2 separate regions of the Homo sapiens genome follow, and region 1 is linked to region 2. A link is a contact called in ENCODE Hi-C or POLR2A ChIA-PET data. All regions are on one chromosome and are shown on one strand. Each heading gives the region's core, a stretch centred on a gene start or an enhancer-like site at or near the end of the contact. The rest is flanking DNA. Distances are from core to core; before and after follow the strand shown.

The links. A loop is a pair of places that touch in the nucleus more often than their neighbours do. ChIA-PET counts read pairs that join two places held with the same protein, here RNA polymerase II (POLR2A). Pooled maps may share reads with other maps.
Region 1: a map of heart left ventricle shows a loop between it and region 2 (1.8-fold over the local background). The contact joins two enhancer-like sites. A Hi-C loop is called at or near these places in 4 of 168 maps with a recorded cell type or tissue (heart left ventricle, heart right ventricle, prostate gland and 1 more), 1 of 37 single-sample maps with no recorded cell type and 2 of 50 pooled maps. POLR2A ChIA-PET finds 5 or more read pairs at or near these places in 4 of 52 experiments (H1, MCF 10A, activated CD4-positive, alpha-beta T cell and 1 more).

Annotation. Positions count from the first base shown.
Region 1 is chr2:28,131,784-28,138,888 of GRCh38, reverse strand. All of the region lies in intron 7 of BABAM2 (BRISC and BRCA1 A complex member 2), which reads right to left. Among named protein-coding and RNA genes, the nearest start is that of MIR4263, 140 kb to the right of the region's middle. RefSeq lists a silencer at 3,300-3,500. Within about 2 kb of position 1,433, at least 5 of the 41 ENCODE cell types and tissues checked have a DNase peak (open chromatin) inside an H3K27ac peak, as active enhancers do.
Region 2 is chr2:28,097,138-28,104,345 of GRCh38, reverse strand. All of the region lies in intron 6 of BABAM2 (BRISC and BRCA1 A complex member 2), which reads right to left. Among named protein-coding and RNA genes, the nearest start is that of MIR4263, 100 kb to the right of the region's middle. Within about 2 kb of position 1,766, at least 2 of the 41 ENCODE cell types and tissues checked have a DNase peak (open chromatin) inside an H3K27ac peak, as active enhancers do.

The sequences.
Region 1 (7,105 bases), core at 184-2,683, 35 kb before region 2:
TTAATCTAGCAAAGAATAAGATACTTAGAGGCTTGAAACAGGCTGGGGCAAGGGTGAGGAGATGAACATGAGAGACGACACACAAGCAAAATGAACTGGCAATTGATTAGATATGGGAAGCAATAGCAAGAGGTCAAAAATAGGATGCCTGGGTTTCATGGCTAGGGTCATTAGAAGGAGGGTAAAGCCATTAATGAAAATAAAGAACATGGGAGAAGTATAGATTTGGGGGACAGGAAGACAGGAAGTGTTAGATGATAATTCACACTTTAAATATTACATATGAAGATATAATGACTATTCTAGCATGAGACAATATAGAAGACATTAAAAATGCAGAACTGAACTATAGAATATAGATCCTTAAATGAGGTTTAGGAATTGCTTTAGGGGAAGGTGCGTTACTCTCCAAACTATATTTAAACTTTTTATGCATATATATTTTTCTAGGGTGAAGTCTATGGCTCTCATTAGATTTTCAAAGAGGTCTGTGTCAATCTGCTATTCCTTTAAACATACTGTGTCAACTTTGGTTACTGTTAATCTCTGGTGTTGTACAGTTTCCTTACGATATGTCTAGGTGTCAATTTCTTTTTATTTGGCCTGTTTGAGATTCACCGGACTTTCTCAATCTGAGGGTTGATATCTTCCATCAGTTCTGGGACATCCTGGGGGCATTTTCCCATCTACTTTCTGATTTCTTTGCTCAATGTTTTTGTTAACTAGCACTTTGCATCTCAGACCTTCCACTGAGGAATGTTTTCCTACTTGTGAATAAATATAAATGAACAGCAACTGCATAAAACAGTAATGATCGGTGTGAAAAGCTTTGCTGTTAAGAAATAGTGTTAAACTGGAAATCATGAATTTCTCATCTTCACGGCAGAAAAAAAATCTGCACAAAACCCTTGAGATGTTTTGCAGAAAGGTGCTAGGCCTGATTTTTTAAATTAAGATATAGTATATCTTATAGCTTTAGACTAATTATTATGCTGTAGAGAGGAGTATAGCATTTAAGAGAAATAAGGCATAGAACTTCCCCAAGACTCAAAATAAATTTAAGACAGAACTTAAGGGTCAAACAAGTTTAAGAAACATGTACCAGTGAGATTTGAATTATCACAGATTTATATACATCTTCTTTCTAAATGTGTATTTTCTGCCTAAAAAGGAAGCTAGATAAAAACACTGAGATATCACTAACTTAAGTGGCTAGGGAGGTGGGAGTTCTACACCAGAATGTTTCCAAAAATATGATATTTTGGGGCTGATTGATTTTCTCCCCCAACTAAATTCTGTTCTGGTTCTTTTTTGTAATATTTCAAAGCAAAGGCTGAGCTCTTGATCTTTTGGGAGGCACAGGCAAGACAAAAGGCCAAACTCACTAATGAAAACTTGCTGAACTTACTTTTCAGAATTCCATTCTAAGTCATGAAGAACCCTTTTGGCCCTGCTCCCAGACTAGTAAAACGAACATCTCAAGTCCCTAGAGGATAAGACAGCTCTCTCTACCAAAATCAAATACATATCTTCTCCTGAGAGCTGGCTGTCTTAGCATACTCAGGACCATCTATTTATCAAAGGACTAAAGAAAAAAACTCTCCAGGAGCACAATATTTATTATAGGATTATCTCAGTGACTCGAGAAAACATGAGTAAGGCTAAATTAAACCATGTTTACTATTACGTTCTATTACTTAAATCCTGACACAAAATCAGCCTAAGAGATCTGGAAGGTCTCTTTTTTGAGAAGACTGATACGGATTTTTTTTCAAGGCAAGAATTTTTTTCTTTAAAATCTATACCTGTTAGTTATACAATTTTTCTCATTGTTTTAAAAATATTTTAAGCATCTAAAATAAAAATTTTCCATTCTGTTAAGATATCAAATTTGGTGGTAAATAAAATCACATATACCAATATATTTAACTTGCTTATTGCTTTTAAAAAACGTATTTGATCCAATTTATCCGAATGTAATATCCTTACTCATTCATAATTTTAAGTAGTATTATTTTAATTTTCAGTTCCCCTCACCCTTTCCCTAGGTCCTTTAGCCAAGTTTCACTTTATCCCAGCCCTTGTAGATCCCAGGCTATCCAAATATTCCAAGAGACCATGTTTGCTGCCAGGCACGCTGTGGGGTAAAGGCAGGGGAGGGGAGGCTGGAGACGCCAACAGGACTATATTAGGTCACATAGGTCACAGAAGATCAAAGTCATATTCCACCTCCAGGATTCAGTTGATAAACCGCTCTTATGAAACAGGGCTCCACCTCTCAGAAACATGAACAGGCGACCATAAAGGAAAGTATCCTCCTGGCTAGCCACAAGGCACAGCAATAAGAAATGACTGTGAAAGCCCACCGCCTTAACATGCACATAGTGTCACAGCTTTCTGCCTCTCCAGCCAGACCTGTCAATGGAGACTGTGGTTGAGCTTGGGCAGGGGCCTGGCTAGGGCCAGCCTGGCCAGAGGGGCTGTGGCTCACCAGCCCTCAACTGATGGAAAAGAGGCCCAGGCCTTAAAGAGTTTAGAGTCCAGGGAGGCAATATGACAAAGGAGGCATAAACACAGGGAAAAAGTGTGGTGCCATTGTGGAGGCAGGCAGTGGCGGTCAGGAAATGTTCCATGGAGGAGGTGATGATTGAGAAGATCTAAGAACATGGGCAGGACTTTAACGGACCCTGTGGGGGAGGTAAATAAACTCAATGTTCTGGTCTAAGGAGCAGCCTGAGCAAGGTATGGAAGTGAAAAAAATACAAGATGTGTTCGGGAAATCACAAAATTCTGCTTGGCTGGACAACAGGATACACGTAGAGTCCAGCCTAGGGTGGAAAAGTGAACAGGACTGTAACACGGAATCTGAATGCCAGATGGAGAGCTGTGCATTTACTTCGCTTGGCAACAGAGAGGCATTGAAGCTTCTCAGCAAGGACATTACAGGACTGGAATTTACTTCAAAGGACAGTGACAGTTCCACATGGATAAACTGAAATAGGAAGGAACTAGAAGTTAAGAGCCCCTCAGGACCCATGGCAACTGGAAGACTGAACTAGGTAATGATAGTAGGCATGACAAGACTCAGAGACATTGTGGAGAGTGGGTTTTTAGTCCAAAACAACTGGCTGGCTAATAGGGGCATGAGGTATGGTCAATGCCTTTAAGATGTACCACCTGGGCACCAAGAAGACAAGAGTGTCATGAATAAAAACAGGCTGTAAAGAAGAAACATTAGCTTATTGGGGGAATGATGAGTTTAGTTTCAGGCCCTTTAAATTTGAGGTGTCAACTGAACACACAGATAGACATGTCTATCTAGTGGTTAGAGAAGCAGATCTGTAAGCAGGGAGAAATGCTGAGATTAGAAATGGGGATCTGGGTGTCATCCACAAACAGGCAATGCCACAAAAGTGTCTAGGGATGTTATCACAGGAAGCACAATTTAGCATAATTTAATGGGTTGAAAAAAGGAAGGAGTAGCAGTGAAGGAGACAAGGAAGGATCTAAAAACTCCAAGTTATGGAAGAAAAAAGCTATATTATAAAACACATGATAGACATACTATCATGAGGATCAGATGGGATGGTAAAGTGAAAAGCAGTTTGAATATTTTAAAGTACTGAACAAATACATATCTGTTATTGTTACAGTATTGCATATTTAATCTCTAGAAAAGCCAGGCTTTCCATAATCTTCCAAAGCTCCTTCTCCACCAAGTCAAATGGAAATGTGATCTCCCACTCTCTTGAACTCTTATAGCACTTAATAAGTATTTTCTCAAGGAGCACTAACTAAGCATCAACCATGGGCCAAGCACTACAGTAGGGCCTTTCTCATCTACCTCCCCACTTGGAGTAGATGAAACTGAAACTTAGATTTATTCCTCTTCACAGAAGATGAAATGAAGCTCAAAAACGTTAACTTAAGCCAAGATTGCCAGCCAATAAGTGAAGGAACAGGGGGCTTCTGATGCCATGTATTAATATGCCTTTTCTATTAATCCACAAGTCACAACTTGCCATATTTGTTCTGATCCCTCTTACTTTGAGGAAATTAAGGAGATGAGCCACATTTCATTTATGCTGACAGCCTCTGAAGCACCTAGCAAAGGGCCTCACATGTGGTTGATTCTCATTGGGTTTCTGTTGCCTGAAAGAACAAACATGCATATTGCAGGTACACAGGCCTCAATAATAGTGAGCGTTCGTGGGCTGGGAAGTTTTGAGTACTCATTTCCAAGGCAGATGTAACTTAACAAAAAGTTCTAAAAACAAATTCTGTACTTGTGAAAGATGCCACCTGGTCTGCCTCAGGGCTGAAGTCCTCTTTTTATGCACAGAGTGGGAACAGCACAGGGAATGAGGAAGCTGGTTGTCTTTAAACCACTCCCACAAAGTGGCTCAAGCCAAGAAAAGGGCCCACACCTTTCGTGGAAGAGTGCTATGCAGACTCTCATGCCCATTTAACCTTTGGGTTCACTACAACAACTGCCAACAGTCTGGGGAAGAGGGAAAGGTAGAGCATGTTTCACGCCAGCTCTGATGATGTAACCTTAAAACTCACAGCTTTTCTGCCAGGGGAAAAAAAAGCAACTGGTTTAGAAACTATTTTTTCCCCTTTTCTAATATTCAACCAAAATCTAATTTGCATCATTGACTACTAGCTTTTTTTTTTTTTTTTTGCATAACTCACCATTGACTTTTTTTTTTTTTTAATTAACAGAACTTACTCGTGTCTAATTCAACGGATTGGTTTTGGTTCCTTGGAAGACAAATGTATAGGGCCAGAAATATGTTTATTTCATAAATGTCCCTTGTGCAAGAACACAAAGTTCTTCTCAGAAGCATTTACTCTGCAAGTCATAGAAATGCGCAGTGGGAGACCGGTAAACAATATGCATCTAAGCATCGTAAGGGCGTGCAGCCACGTGCGGCAGGGCTGCCAGGGACACCAGACAACTATTCCACGACCCTGGGCAAACAGACTTCAGAAGTGGGATCACATTTCAGAGCTTCATCAAATTAGAACACATCTCAGAGTCTTCTACCAATGAATCTGACTGATGTTCTCTTTTGTCAGGATTGTCTAATTTGTAGTCTTTTTAGGGTACAACAAATCAATATTTTTTCCTACATATGATGACAAGACCCAAAAGTAGCCCTTTTCTTTTCCAATTGCTGGGAGTAGTTAACGTGAGTATAATATCTTTGCCTCCTGCATGGACAAGCTGGGACAGAGGAACAGTCAGACTGGAATGGGGTTCCTCCCAGGCCCACGATATCTCTCTATGCCCATGGAGGAGATGGTGGGAATGCAAGCCTTCTCTTGGTAATTTTTACCCAGTGTGGATGGGGCTATTGGTCTCTCCTGAGCCTCTCCCTGTCAAATGCACTGCATGGGGCTTGGGACTTCCTAGAAAGAGCCATAGCAGAAACCAAAAGGAGTACAAGCCTCAGCTAGGGCAAGAGTTTGACGTTGGCTTTGGGCGGGTCCACATGGGATGCTTTTCCCATGACTCCTGAAAGAACTCTCCAAGTCTGAATCGATAATCAATGCTTGGATAGCTCAAAGTTGACAAGATAGTATAAAACACAGAAAATAAATGAGAGCTTAGCACAGTCAGTTCTCAAAACCTATCCCATGACTACAGCCTTCTTGAAATGGCATGTCTGTTCTATGCTCTGAACTCTGGAAGAATTAACCACAAGTATTAATAACTTTAGCAAATATCTAAGCCCTTATAGAAGTCATACCCCAAGTTTACTTCTTTTATGTTAATCTTTCTCTAAAACCTCATTTTGAAAACTTCTACTTAAAGATATAAGAATGTTTGGTAGTTTGTTTTGGTATTATAAACGTAGTTCTACCAAGTGAATTTGTAGCAACCAGGAAAAGTATAAGACCTTTCAGTGAGGCATTTTCCAATATTTTGGTGAGAACTACTTATTCACCTAGAAGACTGCCAATTAGGCAATTGATAACTGTGTATTGCATTTATGCACGGCATTAAAAAAAAGACTTGTTCCTCAACTCAATAAGTAGCTTGCAATTCAGCAAAAGATTTTTAAAAATCCTTATCACCAATTAAAGCTATGATGGGTAGATTATAATATAAATATAGATTATAAGATTAATATAAATTCAGTGTTACAAAGAGCTCTGGGGAAGGCTAGACTAATTGTCCTCAGGGAAAATGGTTGGTAGAGATGGTATTTGAATAAGGCCTTAGAAAAAGTATAGTATTTCAACAGGAAGAGGGGTTAGAGAAGGGCCTTGTACATGGAAGGAGCAGCTTTAGCAAAAGCACAGAGGCAAGAGAGTGCTGGCAATGTAAGAAAACTTCAAGTGCTCAGGTCTGGCTGAAGGAAACAGTATATGAGGGGAAGCAACCGAAAAATGATCTAAAAGGGTATGCTGTGGAGAGCTCTTAACGTAAGAAAGAAGAAGAGGCCAGGCGTGGTGGCTCACGCCTGTAATCTCAGCACTTTGGGAGGCCGAGGTGGGTGGATCACGAGGTCAGGAGTTTGAGACCATCCTGGCTAACATGGTGAAACCCCGTCTCTACTAAAAATACAAAAAATTAGCCGGGCGTGGTGGCGGGCGCCTGTAGTCCCAGCTACTCGGGAGGCTGAGGCAGGAGAATGGCGTGAACCCGGGAGGCGGAGCTTGCAGTGAGCGGAGATGGTGCCACTGCACTCCAGCCTGGGGGACGGAACGAGATTCCGTCTCAAAAAAAAAAAAAAGAAGAAGAAGAAAGAAAAAAAAGGGAGGAAGGACATGAGAGAGCTGGACTTTGGAGATTGGAAAAATGACTTTTAAAATATACCCTTCCCTAATCATTTCCCACACGTTAGATTTTTAGAGTGAGACTATTTCATTAGCAAGTTTATTTGCAAATTAGGTGTAGTAACTTCCAAGAAAAACAACCTAGCTGCTGGAACAAATGTTTTTCTGAGCTGGCAAATTATTGCCTGCAGCTTAACTAATATATTCATATTGCCCACATCTTGCGATTGTTTCATTAACTCTTTGCTCATCACCAAAGCACCTTTGTAATTTAACTCATTAGTTACACAATGAGTGGCTACGCTAGAACTGGTAC
Region 2 (7,208 bases), core at 517-3,016:
TTTCTTGTAAATTTGAGTTCTTTGTAGATTCTGGATATTAGCCCTTTGTCAAAAGAGTAGATTGCAAAAATTTTCTCCCATTCTGTAGGTTGCCTGTTCACTCTGATGGTAGTTTCTTTTGCTGTGCAGAAGCTCTTCAGTTTAATTAGATCCCATTTGTCAATTTTGGCTTTTGTTGCCATTGCTTTTGGTGTTTTAGTCATGAAGTCCTTGCCCATGCCTATGTCCTGAATGGTATTGCCTAGGTTTTCTTCCAGGGTTTTTATGGTTTTAGGTCTAACATTTAAGTCTTTAATCCATCTTGAATTAATTAGCAATTCTAAAGATTTACAAATGTGCCTCAGAATATAAGGGTTAAAAAAATGAGTTTATTGAGTTTATGATAACCACTTAGCTAAAACTGGAAAGAAAAAATGACATAGGAGGAGTATAAAGATAAACAGTACGATCTGTGAATAATTTGATGTTGGATAAGAAAAGCCAAAGGCCAACCTAGGAACTATTAGGAGTTCTGGACAACTAAACTGCTGACTCCCAAATTTCTAATGTCTCACTTGGTAGAAGAGATCACCTAAGAAGCTCTCATAAAGAGCAGAAATGGGACTGTTGCTCTCTGGAGAAACAATGGGACCTTTTCATCTCTGTGAGGAGTACACTATTCTTCCCACTTCAGTGATGGTTGAAAAGAAACTGACTCCTCGATAAAAACAGAGTGGGGATAATAAGACACCACTTTATGCCAGGTGCAGTGGCTCACGCCTGTCATCCCAACACTTTGGGAGGCTGAGATGGGAGGATGGATTGAACCCTGGAGTTCGAGGCCAGCCTGGGCAACATGGCAAAACCCCATCTCCACAAAAAATACAAAAATTAGCCGAGCATGGTGGCATGTGTCTATAGTGTCAGCTACTAGGCTAAGATGGCAGGATCAATTGAACCCAGGAGATTGTGGCTCTAGTGATATGTGATCACACCACTGTACTCCAGCCTGAGCCAGGATCAAGAACCTGTCTAAAAAACAAAACAAAACAAAACAAAACAAAAATACTAAGTAAATAATGAATTCTCTCAACTCAGCTCACAATACAAAGTAGGACACGTTGAATATCACTTTCATAATTCTGCTTCATCCATCTGGAACACTGGCTATAAGGCCTTACTAGAACTTTGAGAAGCTTACTGAGTAAATTTTTTTTTTTTTTTACTCAATAAGTTCAAGTATTGAGTAAATTTTCCCAAAAAACAAATACTCTAAAATGAAAGATATCACATCAGGACCATATAATTACTTTCAGCATTTTATGAAAAGGATAAAGGAAACCCTCCTCATAAAACAAAACAAAAAACTATAGGCCGTTTATAGATTACTCAAACTGACATAATTCAGTTTGTAAAATCATTATTTTATTACATGATTCCTATATAAAATCATTATTTTAACATAGGAACTTATAAGAAAACTCAATGCAGTTATGTTTCTTGTGGTTAGTACTGTGTCAGAGAGGGCAGTGGCTTTGGTTTACCTCCAATGGTCTCTCTCAAAAACACCAACTGACTGAGTCTATTCCTGGAATTGCTCTAACCTCCCCTAGTATTTTGTCTGTTCGCACATTGTAATGCACAAGGAACAGTGGTAACATGTGAAATAAGTTCAAAGACCCCAAAGTGGAAGACACTGTTTTCCTGCATCCTACCTACTGTAACTGAAAACTGGGAATTTACTGGAATTGAGAATTTATTATGAGTCAGATGGCTGATAGCCTTTCCAACCAAAACATCTGCTCTACAAAGGCACAACTGCTCCAATCCATTTCCTCTTGGATCTGGAGAATGACCAAGTTGTAGCTTAGCCCTTTCCTTAAAGACACAGGGGCTTGAAATGAAAATGAAATAAAAGTGGATCTCTATGTCACCTTCCAAATTCTACTACTCTTAAATGGTATTAAAATGTAACAAAATATGAGAATAAGTATGTTTTAGACATTAAAAAAATTGCAGTCGGTTCAGTGGAGTAACCAAGGATTTTTATCAGATCATTCAAATTTACAACGGCACAGCTGAAACCAATTCTTTCTCTGGTATTGAGGGAAAAAGGGACATGTATTACCCAAGCACAGTGAAAAAGCGTTTCATTATTCATTTATTTATTCAAAAAATATTCACTGTGCACTTCTACGTGTCAGGCACTATTCTAGGAACAACTGGTGAACAAGCTAGATAATGGCCCTCCTCTTAGAGCCTACCTTTCAGCAGGGGATGACGAATAAACAAGTCAGCCAATTCATAAATAGCCTTCAAAACACTATAGGAGTTATCTTGTTTCCAATGGTTTATTTACAACAATTGATACCAAGATTTTTTTCTAGCAACTACAGAGAGCTACTGCAGTGGTTCAAGTTCTAGCATTTGTTAAAAAACACACATTCCTGAACCCTGCCCTGGGGATTATGATTCAGTAAGTGTGGGTAAGTCAAGGAAATATGATTTTTTAACTTACAAGGGGATTGAACTGCCCATCCAGGTTTGGGGTCTATTGCCTTAGAGCAATAAAAAAATGTGTGAGCTTCCTATCAATATGTTTATATGTATTTATTTATAAGCTATATAGATGAACCTATGTACTAATACATTATGAACATCATAAAACATGCACAAACAGTAGAAATTCTAAGAGGGTGAGATAAAAATCAACACAACTGTATGGCTTACTATATGGGGCATGTTAGGAGGTCTGCAGGTTCCCCACATGGACTGGGGATAGGACAACCACAGGTGAGGCCCTGTAATTCACAGCTTGGAAAGACAGACTCTATCTCAGCCCTCACTCTGCTCCATAACTTACATGGGTGCAGAGAACTAGGCAGAGGAGCATTAAAATTATCATCATCTCAGTGACAAGAATTTGGGAGGCCCTGTGTCTCACTTCACATGCCAACATATACCTGCCCATTCTTGTTAACACACACCAAATATGGTAAAACCAGATCTAAAAAAAGACAAACTCTGTCATAGGTTCGGCAGCCATAACCCTGTTGTGTCAGCTGTTTGAATCATGTGTGAATGAGTCCATGCATGCTAGATATCAGGCAATATGGTAGAGTAGAAAGATCACAGACTTTGGAGTTAGACAGACTAGTGAGAATCATAGCTTCATCGCTTACTGGCTATGTCAACCTGGCTGGATAAGTTATTTAAAACCTGGATGAGTCTATTTCCTCAACTATAAAATGAGAAGTTATAAAACTGCTGTATCAGTAATAGTAGCCACCATTATTGGCACTGTTATCCCAGATCATCTTGGGACTATCTGACCCACCTGTTCCCTGCTATCTGTGGACACTGGGCTTTGCCTGCTTCCCTGGAAATGATACCTATCTGTTGCCTTCTCTGTATGTAAACTCTGTTGTCAAATCCTTGCCTGTCTGTACAAAACCAATTTCTTCCTCCTGACCATGATGAATGAGTACCTCCACAACAGCTGCCCCCTTAGAACCTACTCGCTCCTGGCCAGGCCCACATACATGCCCTTGACTTTGAATTCAGTGTTACGCCTCATGGACCAACAGCCCACACTTGCCCCTTCATTTGGCATCGAGCTTTCTAGTCGTTATGCTTCTGCAGGCACAAAATCTCAACAAGTAGCAACTTCTCTCTTCTAGTCATGGTCTCCTTTCCAGTGTCTCTTGTTTGTGCTTCCTGATATTATTATTTGAATAGTTACATGTACTGAAATCATTTATTGAGTTTGGAGATTAGAAGGCGATACACAAAAGAATCTGCTCACAACGGCAGGAACGGGCATACACATATACACAAAAGCATAGTTTTTCAACTAGGTGACTTTTAAAAGTCAGGCAGCCATCTTTTTTTTTTTTTTTTTTTTGGAGACAGAGTCTCTCGCTCTGTCACCCAGGCTGGAGTGCAGTGGCACGGTCTCGTCTCACTGCAACCTCCACCTCCCAGGTTCAAGCGATTCTCCTGCTTCAGCCTCCCAAGGAGCTGGGATTACAGGCACGCGCCACCACACCCGGTTAATTTTTTATGTTTTTGATAGAGATGGGGTTTTACCATGTTGGCCAGGCTGGTCTCGAACTCCTGACCTCAAGTGATTGGCATCCCCACCCGCCCCCAGCCTCCCAAAGTGCTGGGACTACAGGTGTGAGCCACTGTGCCTGGCCAAGGCAGCCATCTTAAGAAAACTCAGGCCTCTTAAAGAAAAAATCAAAACAATTAAAAATCTATCTAAAATAATTTAGAAAAAGAGAAAATAATCAATATCAAACCAAAATTAGAAAAGACAAAAAACAAAATGAAGAGCAAAAGTAAAAATAAGCTAAGTACATGCAGCAACACAAAAGACAGAAAAATTCACATTAAATCAAGACTATACGTTAGAAATTTTTTTTTAATTAGGGCATTATAAATCCTGATTATATGCTAGTAAATTTGGTAGTTAAATGTAAATAGATAAAAATTCAAGACCACAAGAGGATAAAAGAGAGGTATCGGGAAATAGCAAACCTGAATGGACAACTTACAACAACAGAGTGAAATGTTATTAGGATTACTGTTTTCAAAGATGCCTATAGCCAATGAGTTTGTTGGAGAATGTTTTGGAACTTTCCAAAAATAGGTAAGAATGTTATGCTTTTCAATCTACCTCATAAGGCAAATATAGTCTTATTTTCCAAAAACAGACAAGATATGCACAATGATTTTTTATGAGTATGGCTATAATAACTAAATAAAAACCCTAGTAAATAGAAAAAAAGATCACATTAAAATAATTTTCCTATGAACAAGCAGAGTTTTGTTCTTGTACTGCATAACTAGACACAAGGAAAACAATATAATTCATCACGCAAAGAGGGACAGTATAGAAATCATATCGTTAATGCAACAAGTGCTTATAGAAAACTGCAACACCCATTCTGAGCCCTTTGGCAAAGCAAACACACTACAACCAGGTTGTCAGGTTCTCCCCAAGAGGCCTCGGGGTGTGCAGTTTATGTTCTTGGTGGACAGAGTTTGGCCTTCTGGGCACAGAAACTCAATTCTGTCTGCATACCAATTGCACAGCCATGGCTCAAGGGAAGGTGGCATTATACAGCCAGAATGCTAACTCATTAGTTTACTATCAAAATTAATTTGGTACTAAAATTCTCTATGTTCGTATGGTTACTGCATTCTTTCCCTGTAAGAAGTCAATTTATTACTTTGTAATAATAAATCACAGTCACAAGGATGGAATGAATACTCCAAACCCCTAAGATCAGTGTATTATCTTCCTATGAGAAAGGCTTATGTGGGTTTCTGAGTGAACAAGAGATCAAAACAAGGGGAGTTAGAGGAACTGCCTTTTAATAGAGTCTGAGATCCTAACCTTGTTAGTATATCCAAAGGGAATACCAAGACAGTTTAAAGTCTGTGATCTACATTCATCCTTCTGCATTTACCTCCACTTTCACATTATTCAAAATTCACTGGCGAAACCATCCTTTATTTTGGATAATGCTGGAATAGTTACTGCCAAATTCTCTAACATTATTTTTTCTTATTCTTTCCCTAGCTTTGGTTTGATACATTCTTTCTTCACATATGTGAACACATTCCAACAAGTCCAATATTGCTCACTTGGGATCCATTTCATCTCCCAAAGAGAATATCACGTTTACACCTTAATCCATTTATGTGCTGGCTGCGACTTTCATGGAGTAAGCTGATTCCTTTATTTCCTAGTTCATAGGGAAGCAAGGGTAGCTACTTGACTGAATAGGCAATTAGATATTGGAGAGGAACAAGAATTAAAAATATAAACATGGGGAAAAAGGAAAAAATACATTTGATATATGTCATAGCTCTATATCATCAAGTTATAAAGTTATATGATTACAGAACTCAATAAAATCAACTTAAAATAACTAGTGTTAGCTAAATGGCTTCAGCAAAGTTGCAGGATAAAAATCCATCTAAAACTACTACAAGCCTATATACTATGGGCCGTAGCCAGAAAACACAGTAGAAAAGACCCCATTTATAATTCTGACAAAAATTCAATAAATGGGTATTAATTTAAATCAGAAAATTAGAGACTTATTCAAAGATGACATAAAGTCTGACAGCAGAATTAAAGACAGACAGATAAATGAAGAAATATTATTTGCTCCATGCTGGGAAAACTAAATATAGTAAAGATGACAACATTCCCTAAATTATTATGTAGATTTAATAAAACACTGATTTTACAGAACTTGATATTGGTACTAAAACATGTGTTGGAAAAGTAGGCAAAATGCCAAAGGAAAAACACCAAAGTTATGATAGTGGTTTCAAACTACGAAATTTTAAAATGTTACAAAAGAAGAATTATTTTAAAAGAAGATATGGTATTAGTTGGAATAGAAAAAACCCAAAATAGAATTCAGAAATAAAGATGAAAGGGTGGACACGACAAGCCAGAAGCAATCCGATTACAGAGGGGAAAGTGCTAGTGAGCAACTGGAGAGTAAACAGTAAGACAACGAGTAAGTTAGAGCCTTAAGCTCACACCATACGTGCAGGCTAGAGAGTGAAAATATATGTAGAAGAAAACAGAATAGCATATTCACTCCAACTGTGGAAGAGAGAGAACTTTATAACTGCCAAAAAAGTAGAATATTATCACAGACATTTTCAAATATAAAAAAAGAAAATTTCTATACTCAAAAATATAGCAAATATAATACAAAATATCAAAAGGACAGAGCGCACAGAAGAGCTCAATGTAACAAATGTAAGTGATATAAGGTTATCATCCACTGCATATAATTAAAAAGAGTCAATAACCAGATTTACTTGAAAAAGTGGTCCAAAGAGATGAACCTGGAAAAAATGTACAACTTGATAAAGGTAATTAAAGATCATTTTAAGGTATCATTATATAACTACTAACTTAGCAAAAATAAATAAAAATGATAAAAATGCAATTAGGCCAGGGTTAGAGTACACAAAGCTCTGCTTCCTAGTCCCACATGCCCACCCACCTTCCAGCTGGTCCTAGATTTTGGTACTGGTTATATTTCCAGGGTCCTGTATGGTTACTTATGGTCAAGAACTCACTTTCTACATACTCTGGTAAATGAATCTGCATTTTATTTTCCTGTCCCCAGGTCCTTTGCTGGCAGGCATCACGGTTTCCCTACAGCTATGGTTCCCCATGGCTCTTATTC